Linked DNA regions of Mus musculus: region 2 is linked to region 1. Evidence: chromatin loops called from intact Hi-C (ENCODE). Cell type or tissue: heart. All regions are shown on one strand. Region 1 overlaps Ttc7 (tetratricopeptide repeat domain 7). Region 2 holds the start of LOC102632541 (a long non-coding RNA gene).

Region 1 (8,000 bases):
TCATTAGAACAGCCACACTCACTCACTCATTCATTCATTCATTCATTCATTCATAAATTGTCTTTCTGCAGATCTGAGTAATTGGAGACCTTAAAGAAAACCAGTATTTCCTTTTTTGTTGTTGTTTTTGAGGTGGTGGAGGGGTTTCAAGACAGAGCCACACTCTGTAGCTCAGGCTGTCCTGGCACTCTCTAGGTAGACCAGGCTGGCCTCAAACTCAAAGAGATCCTTTTCCTGCCTCTGCCTCTTGAGTGCTGGGATTGAAGGGGTGTACCACGACACCCATCTTTATTCCCATCTATACTTTATGTAGAGCTTAGGCGTCAACAGGACAGTTAGCAGGACACAGACGAAAGGGAGGACTTGATAAATGGATCCCTGTGCAATCAAGTCTGTAGGCAGGGACAGTTGTAATGAATACCCTCTCCCCAGCCATTCATTTAGTACATAGTCTTTAGAACAATTGGTGTTACTTAAGTCCATGCTAGAGTTCCAGCAGGCATTTGTGAAGTGCTCTGCTTGCATAGTTTAGTGTTCCAACAGGTCTCTGAGGTAGACCTTACTTAGCCTCTCGACCTCTCTGATGGGAAACGGAGGCAGGCACAGAATACAAAAGTAGCTTGTCCTGGCTGGAGCTAAGATCCCGCCTGTGGGTCTATCTGAGTGGTACGTGGAGCTGCCATTCCTTTTTGAACTCTACGCAGCCGAGGGTGGTCTTGAACTCTCAATCTTTCCATCTGCATGTTCAGAGTGCTGACATTACAGGTGTGTGCCACTACAGCCCTGGCCCTCTGACTGCACTGATCACGGTCTGTCCTGTTCCTATGCCTTACCCAGCCCTCCAAGTGCCTGGGGCTTAGCGCCGGCCGGCCGGCTTCCCAGAGCCTGTTCACGCTTGGCTGACGCTGTGGCCAGGCTCCTGATGAGGAAAGTCAGTCACGAAGGGACTGGAGTCAAAGGCAGCTCTGTGACCCCAGTGAGTTCCTTTACTCGCTGGCTCTACTCCTTGTCACATCCAGGGACTGTGAGAGGCCAGTGACAGGGAATAAATGGACCTAATCTTTGGTGGGAAGTGGTGCTGTTACCGCCCTCCCCCCCACCCCCCACACCATGATACCCTCTCCTCTCTCCCACTCTCCTTTCCTCACTTCCACTCTGCCAGTATAGAAGTTAAAACATGAAGGACAGCCAGGAGGGACGGAGAGAGAGCAGCTGATTATCAGGATCTGTTGACTGCCAGACTGGACTATGTACTTTGTAGATTCTCCTCTGAAGAAGGTCGTGTGGCCCCACTTCACCGCTGAGGGACAGGAACTTGAACCCCACCCACCAAGCCTCTGGTCTAGGTGTGAGTGCCCTTCAGCCTCACCCCTCTCTGAGGTTTGGGGTGTGGAAAGGCAGCCTGGCCACCTGAGGAGTGTGGAAAAGACTGTGCCCTGGTTTGGTATCCAGCGCCTGTGAATGGATCTTCGGGGCATTAACTTGGTTCCTTTCTGTAACTCAGTCATGTGTTCTGAGGGTGGATCTGGCTGTAGATCCTCCCTCCTCCCTCCTCCCTCCTCCCTCATGTACACCAGATCCCTGTTTTCTTCGACTGCATTCCGCATACTCAAGCAAGAAAATGTGAGTGAGAGTGGGTCTACAGGGTACCCCCCCCAGGGGTAGAGGCGTTAACTAGTCCACACTTCCTCTGAAAGGGCAGGTCAGTTCTGATGCTTTTTTGTTCTGTGTGACTGGGCTGGCTCCCCTCCCTTCATCCCTTTTGCCCCTGAAGCACACAGTTCATTCCCAGAAGCCAAGAGACTGGCTCCACCCTAACCACGGCTCATAAAGAGGAATGGAAATGAATCGTCATTTCTTGTCAAGTAAACAGCCTGGAAGTGAGTAGAAGTCCCGGGGACTCGTGTCCCGGGGACTCGTGGCAGTCACTCTGCCTCTGTCACCAGGACTCATGGCAGTCACTCTGCCTCTGTCAGTTCCCTGTGGCCCCCTGCAGATCAGCCCTGGCTTCTTGTGCTGGCAGACCAGCACAGACTTCCTTGGAGTGGAAGCTGCGGCGCTCTGGACCCACCTGGGCTACAATCGTTTCTCACACTAGCAGCAGCTGTTAACTCTGTGTGACAGGCAGAGAGGGTGTTGCCTTCTGTGCGCTTCTGGGAAGGAGGAACATATACATTCCTCGTCTTACTAAGGAGAAGAGGAAGAAAGGAATCGGTCTGAAGTCGAGGCCATTAGAAAGCATGCAGAGCCTTGGAAGCTGGCGTGGACCTGAGTCCATCCAAGCCCTCCCTCCACCTAACGTTTTGCTCACTATATAATCCTGTGATTACATATAGCTGCCCACAACTGGTCTGCGTTAGCGACCTGAGTAATTATATATTATTGTCCTTTGGCCAAAGCTGTATACTCCTTGGGGAATCACAGGCTCTAATATTGTTCTTAAACAAATGTGTTTAGTCTCCTTAGCCCAAAGTTTCTTTTAAAACTATTTTGGTTTGGGAGACTGTCTTGGCCGTGGTAGGTTTCGTCAACATCTCTGGCCTTTAACCCACTAGATGCCAGAAGCACCCCGCCAAGAATGACAACAACCAAAAATACATCCACGGGCACGGGTGGATGCTGAGGTGGGAAGCAGGCAGCCTCCAGGGGAGACCCATCGTCTTAGCCTAAAGGGAAGACATTCTAGGGTAGAGGGGTAGCTGCATTGGTTATGGCCCTGAACATCTGAGTTCTCGGAGTCTCTGGGAGAGCAAGAGAAAGCCCCTCGGTGTGGGAACTTTCCACACCAGCCCTGACATCACCCAGCAGCTCACTCCCTAAGAGCCCCAGGACCCCCTGTGTACCCTTGCTCTGTGGCTGGACCTGTGAACAGGTTCAGGCGGGGCCAGAGAGTCAGGGAGTGGGCTGCTGCCTGGGATGGGGTGGACTCCAGAGGTGGCTGAGGGGTGTAGGGTTGGAGCTGGGAGGTGCTGCTGTGTAGAAGAAGGTTCCTGTAGGAGTCTTGGGGGTGGAGCCTGAGTCCTGGGGGTGGAGTCTGAGTCCAGGGGTGGAGCCTCTGCTGAGAATGGGGTGGAGCTAAACCAAGGAGGGGCGCCTATTGGTCTCACAGAGCACTCACCTACCCCCCTGCCTTTGCTGCCCCCTGCTTAGTCGGGTCTTGTCCCTGTGCACAAGAGGTGGCATTCACTTGATCCCCACAGCTTCTCTCATATTCTGATCTTCCAGAAACCTCCGCCCCTTTCATGCTGGCCAAGTCTGGTGCCCGATTACTCATATGTCTGAGTGACATTCACTTTTTCCAGGGGCCTTGCCCTGTTGATTTAGCAGCTGATTCCCTCCAGATGGTCCTGTCTTTTGTGTTATGGTAATAGTGCTTCCTAACGGAGCTCAACTAGAAAGCCTGAGCAGAAAAAAACATCCCATGAACAGGATGGGGGCCAGAGAGCCTGCAGCTTCACTTCCCCTCGGAGCCACGAGAGGGCAGTCATGGATTCCAATTGGAGTCCGGCCCCAGGCGGTTCTTTGGTACCTGAGCCTCCGGGAGGGGGCACCTACTGAATGCTGGAGGAGGGCTTTGGTAGCCAACTGGACCTAGAGTCCTGCCTGTAGAGGAGCCCCAGGAAGAAACCTGGGCCTGCAGGGAGCAGCTCCAGGGGTTAGGCAGAGGACTGGGAGGAGGGTAAGGCTCACGACCTGAGCTGGGGAAGCTGGCAGCCCTGTCTCTGACCACAGCAGGCCTGAGAGCCCTCCCTCAGGCACCTGCCAAAAACAGGAACAGGAACAACTCTGCCCCAAAACCCATCACAGGCACGGGGACGGTTTCTTCTCTGGGTTGTTCCCCTTCTTTCTGCCTAGAGCTGGCAGAACCCATTTTCTGCTTAGGTCGAGGTGCGTTTGAGCCAGGTGGTCTGTGTATTTTATCATGCATTGCTTTAATCCCTAAGGCAACAGGTATTTCACACTGCACCCCAAACAAGAGAACAGGTGCTTTCCAAGGGGGTCGCCTCGCTGCTGCCCCTGCCTAGGTGGCTCCTTTAGCCCTGTAATCAATGAATCAGTCAATCAATAAATCAACCCCATTCTCCCAAGTTGCCCTAACTTGTCTGCCGGGAGTAAACTCTGAAGGCGAAGTGCACTTTAGGTTATCAGCGGTGGTCTTGCTTTTAGCGGCCACGTGCGTGTTTGTGTCTGCAGGCCTGGGGGAGGGGTACAAGTTGTTCTCACTGGGTTCAACCTGGAAGGCTCACTAGCAAAGCTTGTGTTGTCTCCCAGTTTTCTGTGTCTGCTTTGGGGGTGGGGGTGGGGGACAGGAGGACCTCTCTGAGGGCACGGCCTGTATCTGTTGTTTGTGCCCACTTCCCCAACGGCGTGAAGTGCTGCCTGACATCCTCTGTCTTTCATGCTCGGCTTGACTGTCAAGGTGGAAGTTTTGGTTTTGAGGCCGGTGATTTGGGTCTGTGGTGAAAATGAGCATCTGGATAATGGTTGAACGTCACCCGACCTTGTCCTCCAGTGGCCTCACTATTCTGGGTACTTGACCAGAGATCCCTCATGGACGTGCCAGCCCTCAAATGGAGACGTCTAACTAGAGTTGTATGTAGTATCCTCTCGACGACCAATTCTTACTAATATATCATTTTATTTCAAATCATACTCTCACCATTAAGCACCTACTGTGTGCAAAACACTTGTTTTTGACGAGTTCCCAGGAAATGAGGTGAACAGCAGGAGGCAGACTACTTATCTGTGGCCGTGGGTGCGATAGTCAGTCAGTCCGATAGTCAGTCAGTCCCTCAGCCTCTCTCGTTTGCTTCATGATGACTGCCAATGACAAACAGTGCAGCTGACCAGGTACTGAGCGTGCAGAAGGCACTTTGTAAATGGCATAGCGAACAAACGGAGTGCCAGGAGCCCTGGAGCACAGATGGCCAGTAGAGGGAAGTGTGAGAGTTTGTGAGAAGACCGCCGTTGTCTTTCTCCAGGGACTCAGAGCTGAAAGTGCTGGGTGTCTGTCGGCCATTGGCCTTGGGCACGTGATGCCCAGAAAGACAGGCATTGTCCAGGCTTAAGTTTTCTATTAGAAGGGGTTGGGGTGCGAGTATTTTATTTAGTTACGTATATTTGCTGGTGTCAGGAGGAATTGCAGGTCCCCTACACACTTGGCAAGTGCTCTACCATGGAGCTGCAGCCTCTCCCACAATAGTAATTTCTTTTTTGAGAGAGAGAGAGAGAAAGAGAGAGAGAGAGAGAGAGAGAGAGAGAGAGAGAGAGAGGATTTCTGTAGCCCTGGCTGTCCTGGAATTCACTCTGTAGACCAGGCTGGCCTTGAACTCACGGATCTGCTTGTCCCTACCTCCCGAGTGCTGGGATTAGAGGTGTGAGCCACTATCACAAGCTCACACTAGTCATTTCTTCAGAGCATTATGGGTATCAGGAGTTCTGCTTGAACTGGGGTAATGAAGCCTTATGAGAAATTTTGAAGGCTGAAAACTGTCAAGGGCTTTGGAAAATGTGCTGCACTGCTGGCTGTGGGGGTAGGGGGACTGCTGTCCTACTACGTCCCACCTTCCTCCTGGAGTCCTATGCTAGCTGAGCTGCTAACACCCCCACCACCCGCCTCTTGGCCAGTTGGACCTGACCTTAGTTGCAATAACCGGCTTCCTGGCTTCTCCTCATGCAGCCCGTTTCTGGGCCAGGGTTTGTTTGAGGCTCTGTTTGGATACTGTTAAAAGTGGGCAGCTTGGCTCACAAAGGTCATCAGGAGAGACCAGAACAAAGAGATCTTTCAAGCTGGCTTCTCACTGGGCAGCCAGAAAGGGCCAGGGAAAACCCCAGCTCCACCCGGCACAGACAGCTGCAGGTTGGGCTAGGTTTGCTCAGGCTGTGGCTGTCTGAGCCGTTTGAGAATGCCCCCACCTAGACATTTCTTAGAGGGGCAAGCTGAGGCAAGGGGTATTCTTAGCACGGGAGAGCCAGGCAACCCAGGCAAGGATTCCAAATCTCCTGTGTGGCCCTGGCCACTGGAACCTCTTGTATGGATTGTTTCTTTAAAAGCGGTCGATATAAATTAGGATTTACTCAAAACATGCCTGAGGGCGATGATTTACTTAGCAAAAGAGTTCTCAGGAGCCTGTTCAGATGTCAAAATCTCTTACAGATCTGAAAATTATTTAAAAAGCTAGCAGACCTTTGGGATGTAGGGTTGTGTTTGAATGCAGCATTTCGTCCCCGTGTGTCCTGGGAGTGGTCAGTGCTTAGATGTCAGCCCCATGTGTCCTGGGAGTGGTCAGTGCCTAGATGTCAGCCCCGTGTGTCCTGGGAGTGGTCAGTGCCTAGATGTCAGCACCCCTTCCCCAGCGTCCGTCCGGGAGTGGCCTGTCTGCTGGTCCTGGCATGTGAAGCCTCTTTGGCAGTGACAGAGAGGACAGTCCCTCCTGTGGCTGGGGAAGAAGAGACATTAGGCACTGTTGGCTCCTGCCTCCTGGTAGCAGCCCGAGCCAGGCTGCCAAGGAAGAGGCTGCCAGGCCTCCCGTAGAGTGGAAAATCACCCACAGCCCCAGGAGTGGCCTGCCTCTTCAGAGCCACGGAGTTCTAGGCAGCCCCAGGGACCAGCCTGCCTCAGCCTGTGGACGCAGCGTCCACCCTCCTCCCTAACCCTCTCCCCACCTCATGTCCTTTTTTTCTTTCTCCTATAATCCACTGCATTCAGTTTGTATTTAATATATGCCCCTGGGTGTGGGACCATCCACTGGCATCCACTGGTCAAACCAGTAGCCACACCCTTAAAGAAAACCAACTCTCCCTTCTCCAGAAGAGAAGTTATCACCTGTCAATAACTCCTCAGTTAGGGATGGGGGTTCATGGGCATCTCCTCCATCCGTGCTAGAGTGTGGTCGGGCTTCATTTTGTTCATGCAACCACAGATGCTGTGAGATCACGAGTTACAGAAGTCCTGTCAATCTAGAAAATACTGCTTCGGTCTGGTCCTCTCTGGCCTCTGGCTCTTATGAATCTTTCTGTCTCCTCTTTGATAATGACTCTTGAGTTTTGATGAGGGGTGGGGGCATAGAACTTGCATTTCTTTTCTACATTTCTTTAGATTTATTTGTTTTTTACATGTATGAGTATTTTACTTGCATGTATGTATGACATATGTTTACCTATGGAGGTCAGAAGAGGGGGTCAGCCAGGCATGGTGGTACACGCCTTTAATCCCAGCACTTGGGAGGCAGAGGCAGGCGGATTTCTGAGTTCGAGGCCAGCCTGATCTACAGAGTGAGGTCCAGGATAGTCAGGACTACACAGAGAAACCCTGTCTCGAAGAAAAACAAACAAACAAACAAAAAACCAAAAAAAAAAAAAAAAAAAAAAAAAAGAAAGAAAGAAAGAAAGAAAGAAAGAAAGAAAGAAAGAAAGAAAGAAAAGGGGGTCAGGTTGTGAGCCACCTGTGGGTGCTGGAAACTGAACCTGGGTTCTGTGTAAGAACAGTAGGTGTTCTTAACCATTGAGCCATCTTCCCAGCCCCTGGGTTCTGTGTAACAGCAGTAGGTGTTCTTAACCATTGAGCCACCTTCCCAGCCCCTGAACTTTCATGTCTAACAAGTCCTTGAGACTTGTTAGACTGTTGGTCCAAGAACTGACAGTTCTTTGAAAAGCTCAGGTCTGAGGCCTCATTTCCTACCGTGTAGACAGAGGGCCTTTAGTAATAAGCATATCGGAATTAAGTGGCACACACACTAGCTTGTAAAAATTACTTCTCTGCTTAAAAATACTTCTGTGCTTAATATATTTTGAGACACAAAAACAAAAACCACCAACAAACCCATGATTTCAAGTATTTGTTTTTAAATTAGAGTGAGATATCTACTAAATAAAAAAAGGAAGATAGCCAGGCATGGTGGCACACGCCTTTAGTCCCAGCACTCGGGAGGCAGAGGCAGGCAGATTTCTGAGTTCAAGGCCAGCCTGGTCTACAGAGTGAGCTCCAGGACAGTCAGGGC
Region 2 (8,000 bases), 64 kb after region 1:
GGCTGGCAAAGGCTTTCACTTCCTGGTCCTCTGTAAGCCATAGAGTCACCAGATGTGACCTGCCTGTGGGTACTCCAGAGCTTTTGGCCGCTTACCCTACAGACCCCTCTGAAGACAGATAACCTCAGCCAATCAGGGAAGACAGTTGTGCTGCATCCCAGAGACCCAGGAAGAGAAAGACACAGGCGTGGGTTTGGTCACACAAGAGCGACCAGCCACCAGTACTCTAGAAGACCCCTCCTAGGCTGGTCTAGTGACCCTGGGTACCTACCTTCTCAGCAAGGGCCTTTCAAGAAACCCAGGGTAGCATATCAACTGGACACTAGGTGCCCTTTGCCTCCGACGGGAAAGTAGAACTGGCCGGTGACTCTAGTAGCTGTGTTCTAGAAGGGGTATGGGACTCGACGGCTGTGTCCCCGTCTGGTTGGACAGGTTGAGGGAGCAAACCTGGAGCCAGCACTGACCTAGAAGCATGTAGTCTCCCCAAGAGTGCCTGAAGAAGACCCCTCCAGTGCAGTGGCTCCTGAACGCAGTCCCGGTGGCTTCAAGCGGGGCCTCCAGGGCCCTGCCGACTCCCGCAGCCTCCCGGCTGATTCCCAGCTTCCCGGCTGGAAAGGCTGTTAACAGAATCCCAGGAATGTGCCTGGAGCTCAGAGAGAAAATTCCCAGACTAGCTTCTATAAATACTTCAGGGCAGGGGTGGGGAGCAGCGCCCAGCTTGGCCCACAGCTGGCCTAGCACTAAGGACCACTTCCCGGGTTGGGCTCCCTAGAAGACGTAAGCCCACACCCCCTCGGGACCTTTCTGCTACGCCTCCGTTCTTCTGACATCATGAGGCACTGAATTAATGGGGTGAGAGTGTTAGTGGCAAAGCCTAAGAAAGGGCTAAGAAGGCCCTTCCTTCTTTTCCACACCCAGCTATGGCCTCAGTTCTACCCTGAGGCTCAACAGACAACGAACTCCTAACAGGAAATGCCCCGCACTCTCAGTCTCCAGACCTCGGCCAAGTATAGGCCCCTCAGACTACAGGCCTCCTGAGCTCACTGAAGCAGGAAGTCCAACCCAGGAAGCCCTTAAGGCAAAGCCAGGCATCCTTGGCTGTGGTGTGTGTGTGTGTGTGTGTGTGTGTGTGTGTGTGTGTGTGTGTGTGTGTGTGTGTGGTGTGTTGTGTGTGTCCAGGACCCTCCCACCTGGCTTCTGTTGAGAGCTGCTGCCTTGCTTAGAGCAGAAAGGCTGGCAGGGAAGTCAGTCTCTCTCTCCCCCCCCCTCTTTCTCCCTGGAACACAAGCCGGGAAGGTCCACAGGAGCCCCACGGTTACCAACTATGATGTGGAGGTGGTGTCTGACCTCAGGAAAGGCTTCCTGGGAGAACAGAGCCCTCAAAGAGTGGTGTGGGCAGGAGCCCTTCTGAGAGCTGAGGAAAGAGGCACTAGAGATGGGAATTTCTGGAGACTTTAACCATCGTCCTGTCTGTCCCAGAAGCCCCTGTGATGGCTGTTTGTAGTCCAAGTGCGTCATGCAAGTACAGTGTTCCACGGGCATGGGTAACTTTTACATGGCTGCCAACTCCCTGTGAGCGGGCAGCCCAGTCATGGCTCCACAGTGAAGGGTCAGAAACTAAGGGCCTCTTCACAGAACTAGATCCCTCCCAGCAGATGAGGGACAAGCGGGGACAGAGGGGGGGACTCTGTGGGGACAGACTGTGGATTGAACTGAGACACCAGTTCTGTGTTCCCACCATCTCCCTGGAGACCTGGAGCCAGTGAAGTGTCAGGAGGGTGCTGATGGGCCCTGGGGGCAGTGCCAGGCTGGGGACAGCAGGTGAGACCTTGCATCTTCCTGTGCTTGGGTCCCACCCAGTTGTCAGGCAGCAAACAGCACTGGGTTGCTACCAAACACAAATGCTGCTGGTGTCAGGGGCAGGTGGCCACAGATCCTGTTACAGGCCCTGGGCCTCCAGGCCTTAGCCTGACCCCATCCTGGCCTGGTGTCTTCTTTCAGGTTCTAAGGTCAGCATGTTGGGGTGGGGGTGGGACATGAGCCAGTTCCACTGCACAGTCCTTCCTAACAGAGGACCCTGCCATCTCCTTCCGTCTAAGGAAGTGGACAGTACTGGCCTCTCCGTGCCCCATGCCCGCTGTGGCCTTCCTAAAGAAGTTGCTGTTGTTTGCTACTGCGAGTCTGGCTGCACCTTCTCCAGATTCATCCTTCCAGAGTTCTCAGCAGCCCTGTGAGGAAGGACTCCCCCCAACCCCCAACTGACCCTCCCCCTCCCCCTCCCTCTCCCCCCAGTTTACAGAGACCCATGTCAGTTTGCTGAGGTCACAGTGCATGTCAGTGGCAGAGCTGGCCTTCTGGCTGCTAAGCCCTGGCCTTTGTTCTCTACTGAGGCGCACGTTCAGCCTGCAGACACATCTGGCTCCTTCCCAAACACCCACACCTTCTCTCTGCCAGCCTCCCTACTTGTTAGGCAAGTTAGGCAAGCGGTGGCAGCGCAGCGTACCACAGAGCTCCTTCCCTGCTCTCTGTTTATTTCCATTTGGTTTCCGCTAAGTTCCCCAGGCTAGCCTAGAACTCTCTTGCCTGGTCAGGTCTTCAACTTGTTATTCTCCTGCCTCAGCCTCCCAAGTGGCTGGGACGATGGGTTTGCACCACTAGACCCAGCTAGAGATTGGGAGGTGAGGGGGGTGGACTCTTCTTACCAATAAAGTTTCCTGTGGAAGGCAGCTCCAGAAAGAAAGCGCAGAGAAGAGAAGCAAGTAGACCCGCCCCACCACCACCCCACACCCCACACCCCACACCCACCCCTCTGACAGGCCCCGCTGGCCACCTCTATCCTCAAGCACTCCCTGTGGGTAGCATTGAGAGGCTTCAGAGCGCTTGGTTTTTGGTACTTCATTTTGGTGTCTGATAGCCATCGGCTAGAACCTTCCTTCCTTCCAGCCTGTAGGCCCTGTTCCATTGTGAGTGAGCTACTTAAGGTCCTGCCCTGGCCATGTGGGCAGAACTGCGTGGCCTGGGCACTACTGGCCGGACAGACGCTGCCTGCCGCTGGTTCTGGTAACCCTGAGTCAGCACTGCTGTGTGCATCTGGTCAGCCCTGTGTGCCGCTACTCCCTGCCCCCACCTGCTGTTCTCCAGCCTCAGCTGAGGCTACCGAACTCCTGGGTCCTTGGGTGTGTCTATGCTTAGGGTCATAGGAGGGTGCCACTCGACGAGTCGGTTGTGGCCCCAGGACCTCCAGCCAGCGCCTCTGGAGACAGAGCTTTCCCCAGTCCTCCTCAGCACCCTCTCTGCTGCCTAATTGGTCATGTTCCAAGCTCTCTTAGGATTTATGAAGTCAGCCATGTACATCTTTCCTGGTGCGTCTCCATAGCAACCAAGGGCCTAACTCTAGGGAGCTTGGGGAGGAGGAGGAGAATAATCCAGCTAAAAATGTGCATGGCCGCCAGTGGGCGGGCTGCAGAGAGGGGGCTTCAGGCACAAAGACAGCTCCCTGCCCCCACTCTGGTCCCCTGCCTCCCCAGGAGATCAGGGTTGAAGATTTATACCTCCACTCTTTGGAACAAGAGAAGTGCTCACTTCTCAGCATCCTGGGATACCTTCACAGTGGCAGGTCAGTAGAATGGTACAGAGTAGCCTTTCTGGGACCTGGAGCCTTCCCCGTGCCCACACCCTGTCCCTTGTCCTTGTCCCTGGGAGGATGGGGGATGTTCAAGACTGCCGGTTTCACTTCCCACCCGCTTTGTGACAATTCCTGGCACTTCCTCTAGCTTACTCTCTTCAGTTCTTTGCAGTGGTCCTTTGAGCTAAAACTGCAAAGCCATACTTCCTGCTCTTGACCGAAGGGGCCTTGGATAGCTGAGTCCCTTTTCTCTCATTCTCTCAGCAACTGCTCTGTGCCCTGATCCACTCCCTCCAGCGCCCGCCCGCCCTGGCACCTGTGAGCGTAGAGTCTGCTGGCTGCTTGGTCTCGGGACCCAGCAGTCCCCGGGGGAAGATGGGCTGCTGAGGCAGGCAGACAAGCACCCCCTCTTTGTCACAAAACTAGATAACCTTCCTGCTGTGGGTGCCCCCTTGGGGTGAGGGGCAGCGTGGCCTGGGCACTACTGAGCATGCTCCAGTCTTAGACAGCTTTTCGTCCACTGACTCATTCCTGCCACCCGGCTTAGATGCCCAGGCCCTGATAAAATGCATTATTTTATTTTTATTTTTCCATTTGTTGAAGAGTGAGTTGGAGGGCTCAGAATTCCCCACACGGGGCCACTCAAAATCAGGTCTAGGCTTAAAGGCCCATCTTTTGAAGACAAGAGGAACATAGCTACTACAGGTTAAAACAGGGCTTGGGCAGGGTCGGATGGGTTTTGCATAAGTAAAGGGCACAGTCATTTGTCTGTGGCCCAGCCAGACCTGAGGGCCTCTCTGGCTCGCCCTGGTTGCTAAGCTCTCCCCACCGGCTCTGGAGGCCCAGGCCTGGTTAACCTCGTCCTCTGCTTCCTTTCTAGGGTCTGATGCTGAGTCAGCTGGGCCACAAGAGCCTGGCCCAGAAGGTGCTGCGGGATGCTGTGGAGAGACAGAGCACCTTCCACGAAGCGTGGCAGGGCCTGGGGGAGGTGCTGCAGGACCAAGGCCAGAACGAAGCGGCCGTGGACTGCTTCCTCACAGCCCTGGAGCTGGAGGCCAGCAGCCCTGTGCTGCCCTTCTCCATCATTGCCAGAGAGCTGTGAGCCTCTGCAGCTGCAGCTGGCAGCCATATACTGCCTGCCAGGGGCGGGGCGGGGGCAGCAGACACAGGCAGGGGGCAGGGAAGGGCGTGTGTCCAGATGTGGGGCCTCAGGGAATAGATGACAAGTGAGCACTTCCACTGGCTTCCATGCCACTTCTCCTCCCACACTCCACACCCTGCAGGCCCAGCTGGGCCTAAGCTCCTGACTGAAGCTGGGGGGACAAGATTTGCATCCAAGGCAAACGCCTCGCCTCCCCCAGAGACTGCCGGTTGCTGGGCACCTCTTAGATAAAAGGTGTGTCTGGGAGCCAAGCCCCTTCCTTGGCTTCCCCCACCACCCCGGGTTTCCTGGTTTGGGATGAACCAATCTTGAGTTTGTGTACCACAGAGATGAGTGCCTTGGGAGACAAACTGGCTTGAATCTCAGCGACTTCACAGAGCTGTGAGCAGACGTGCCGGAGAGCCCCGGATACATTTCCCCATCCGATCTCAGGGCAGTGCAAAGCTTGAAGCCTTGCCCAGGACAGCCACAGCTTGAGGTCCCAGATACAAAGAGGGACAGTGGGCTCCTGGGCTCTTGTCAGCCTGAATTGGCCCTGTTGATGCCTGGTGTTTCCTTTATGGGGAGGTTGCCTAGAGGCTACATGTGATTTCTCTGTACCACCAAGTGCCTTTTGGACTCATGTCGGCCAGGCCTCTAAACACCGTCCCCCGTCTTCCATTTTCACTCACTGTCATCTCCCTGGAGACACGCCCCAGTCAGTAGACTCCGTGGGCCCTGAGCCGGTGGCCTCCAGGATACGCCTTGGAATACAAAACAGGGTTCTGACGTAGCCATTCCTGGTACCTTGAGTACACAGTCCCTCAAGTCTTTGGACCCGCCCACTTGGGTGAATGACATCCAAGTGACCATTTATAGGCCTCAGCCCAGTACACCTCATCACCCACTGCCCAGTTTTCATCTTAGGCTTTGCTGAGTGACCCCAAAGCCCCAGCTTGGCCTTTTGTGCTCCCCTGCCTAGATTCCCACAGCGGCCATGCTTGAGGAACCTGACAGCCTGCCTCACCTTTCTGTGCCCGCGTGCTCTCTGTCAGGTCGCTGGGCAGCTGTCCCTCCCTGGCTCGTCAGCCATGCACTCTGGTTTTGAAACTTTCCCTCAGGAAGCCATTCCCCAAGGCCTAGCAGAGAGTTCCTTCTGTCTCCCCTACTCTGGGTAGAGCTCCCTCGGGTTCACCTTGCGCTTGTGTTAGAATGTGTCAGGGGTCACCGTGCTGACCACAGTGGCCTTGCGGAGAAAGCCGTTGGAGTCTGGCTCCGTGGTGGACTGATGTACCCTGCTTGTCCCCTCGTGTCTCCAGAGAGCTGGTGCCTCCTGGCCACAGCCACAGGCCAAAGGGAGGCTATTCAGTCCTTGGTTGAAGGGTCTCTATGTGTATATGTGTATGTGTGTGCATATATATATATATGTATATGTATATATATGCTAGAGATCTATATTTTTATGGAATTCTGTTAGAGTAAAAAAGAGAAAAGCAGATACTATTGGCTGGCCTTGGAGGTCAATCTTGGCAGTGGGAAAGACAGCAAATGTGTGGACTGACTAAGCGTCCTCTCTTTGGAGGCCCTAGGAGGCAGGCCCAGTGCCTGACAGTGACTTTGGAAATTGAATAAAAGACCCTTGGAGGGGGACAAGACTGTCTGAAGAGTGTCCAGTTACTTGATGCTCAGCATAGAGCAGTGACCCGGGCCCTGGAGAAGAGACCCTGTCAGAGGAGAAACCCAAAAGGCAGGGCTGAGGGAAGGAGAGTGGGAAGAGAGAAGAGGCCCAGCTCCGAGAAGGTTGATTCCTATCGGGTAAGCAGTAAGACTAGAGGTCAAGCCAATGCCTGCAAGTTCTCGGGGGAGGTAGAGGGGTCTGGGCCTGGCCTGTGTCCCGTCTTTCAAATAAGCCTGCCCAGTAGGCAACCTCGAGGATTGGGGGTGTTAGCACTCAGGCATCTCTACTGCCCAGTGACAGCAGAGCAAGTCATCACTAGCTGCCACGATGTGACACATTTCTACTGTGGCCACTAGTTGGACATCCTCCCGTGCTCGTGTGCTAGGCCAGTCCCTCCACCCTCACCCAGAGGCAGCCTCTGTAGACTGCTCCCTGATACACCTCGCATGTGAGATCTGGCTTAGATCACCGTGGGATGACTGGAGCACATACAGGTGGGCCTGTGTTAATAAGCCCATTGCACTGCATCTGAAGAAATTATAAGTCATTAATGATAATTGTATTATTATACAAATATAAGACCTTTCACCAACTGTTTTTTTTTTTCAAAAAATGGTGTAAGTTAACAAAGAAGCCAACGATCCCCCGCCCCAAGGAATTGCCCCCTGTTCTTCCAGAGTGGCAGGCCCCGCACTTGGAGGACAGCCGCCATTCTGTGACTTCCCCCAGAGTGCAGAGCTGGTCTAGTCCAGAGCCCTCCAGTGTCCCTGCTTCCCGGGGCAGCCAGCATCTGTCTCATCTACCCTTGCCCATGCGATTTGACACTGGGAGACTGGGGAGGAAGGGCCTTGTGGGGCGCCAGACCCGTTTGTTTGTGTGTGTGTGTGTTTGTTGGTTTGTTTTTCAATGTGGTGTTGCACATTGAACCCCAGGGCCTTAAGGATGGCTAGAATGTTCCCTTTACCACTGAGCTGCATCCCTGGCCCCCTCCCCACTTGTTTCCGAAGCAGGGATTTCATGTGGCCCACACTGGGCTTGAAACTGGGATGTAGCCAAGGATGACCTTGGATTCTCCATCTTATCTCTCCAAAGTGCCCGGCTCGGAAGACCAGCTCCCTTAGCCAGGCAGCACACAAATTCTAGTAAGTGACAGTTGGTATCACTTACACAGCCAAGCCCTCAAGGTTCTCCCCTTTAAGGCTTTCATATACACAATGGTGGTGTCTGCCCGACGAGGGGAGGCTGGAGGGAAAGGCAGAGACGCAGCCTCCCATTCAGCAAAGCATCGCCACGCCGATCTGGAACTAGTCAAATGTTGGAGGGTCGGGCGATGGAGACTTCCTGAATCCTGGCATGTCCTGACACCTCCACCCTGTTCCAGTCCACGGCCCTCGTTCAAGAACAAGAAAGTAGCTTCGTGTTGAAATTCATTGTGCCTGCATAAGGGCTTAAATCTGGGTCCAAAACGTGGGGCTACCCTGTACTCTCTCTCTCTTACCCTCTAACCCATATACCATTTTCTGAATCATACACAGCACACATACACACACACACAC

The links. A loop is a pair of places that touch in the nucleus more often than their neighbours do. Peaks named below come from ENCODE experiments on the same cell type or tissue, not always from the same donor. Only the 100,000 strongest peaks of a DNase experiment are listed, where the experiment ranks them.
Region 2: a loop joins it to region 1, with 2.8 times the contacts of the local background. A loop is called at or near these places in 5 of 42 quality-filtered maps.

What each region holds. Positions count from the first base shown.
Region 1 is chr17:87,311,682-87,319,681 of GRCm38, forward strand. All of the region lies in intron 5 of Ttc7 (tetratricopeptide repeat domain 7), which reads left to right. Among named protein-coding and RNA genes, the nearest start is that of Gm52284, 8.7 kb to the left of the region's middle. In heart, a CTCF peak has its summit at 4,897 (motif pointing right); DNase peaks (open chromatin) are centred at 890, 3,110, 3,660, 6,430 and 4 weaker places; H3K4me3 peaks cover 288 bases; H3K27ac peaks cover 1,967 bases.
Region 2 is chr17:87,375,344-87,383,343 of GRCm38, forward strand. It overlaps Ttc7 (tetratricopeptide repeat domain 7), which reads left to right. Exons shown (of 20, transcript NM_028639.3): 20 at 4,506-6,427. The coding sequence ends at 4,727. It overlaps LOC102632541 (a long non-coding RNA gene), which reads right to left and starts at 1,116. Exons shown (of 3, transcript XR_003952232.1): 1 at 465-1,116. In heart, no CTCF peak of the experiment used is centred here; DNase peaks (open chromatin) are centred at 728, 3,078, 3,778, 4,778 and 2 weaker places; H3K4me3 peaks cover 594 bases; H3K27ac peaks cover 5,275 bases.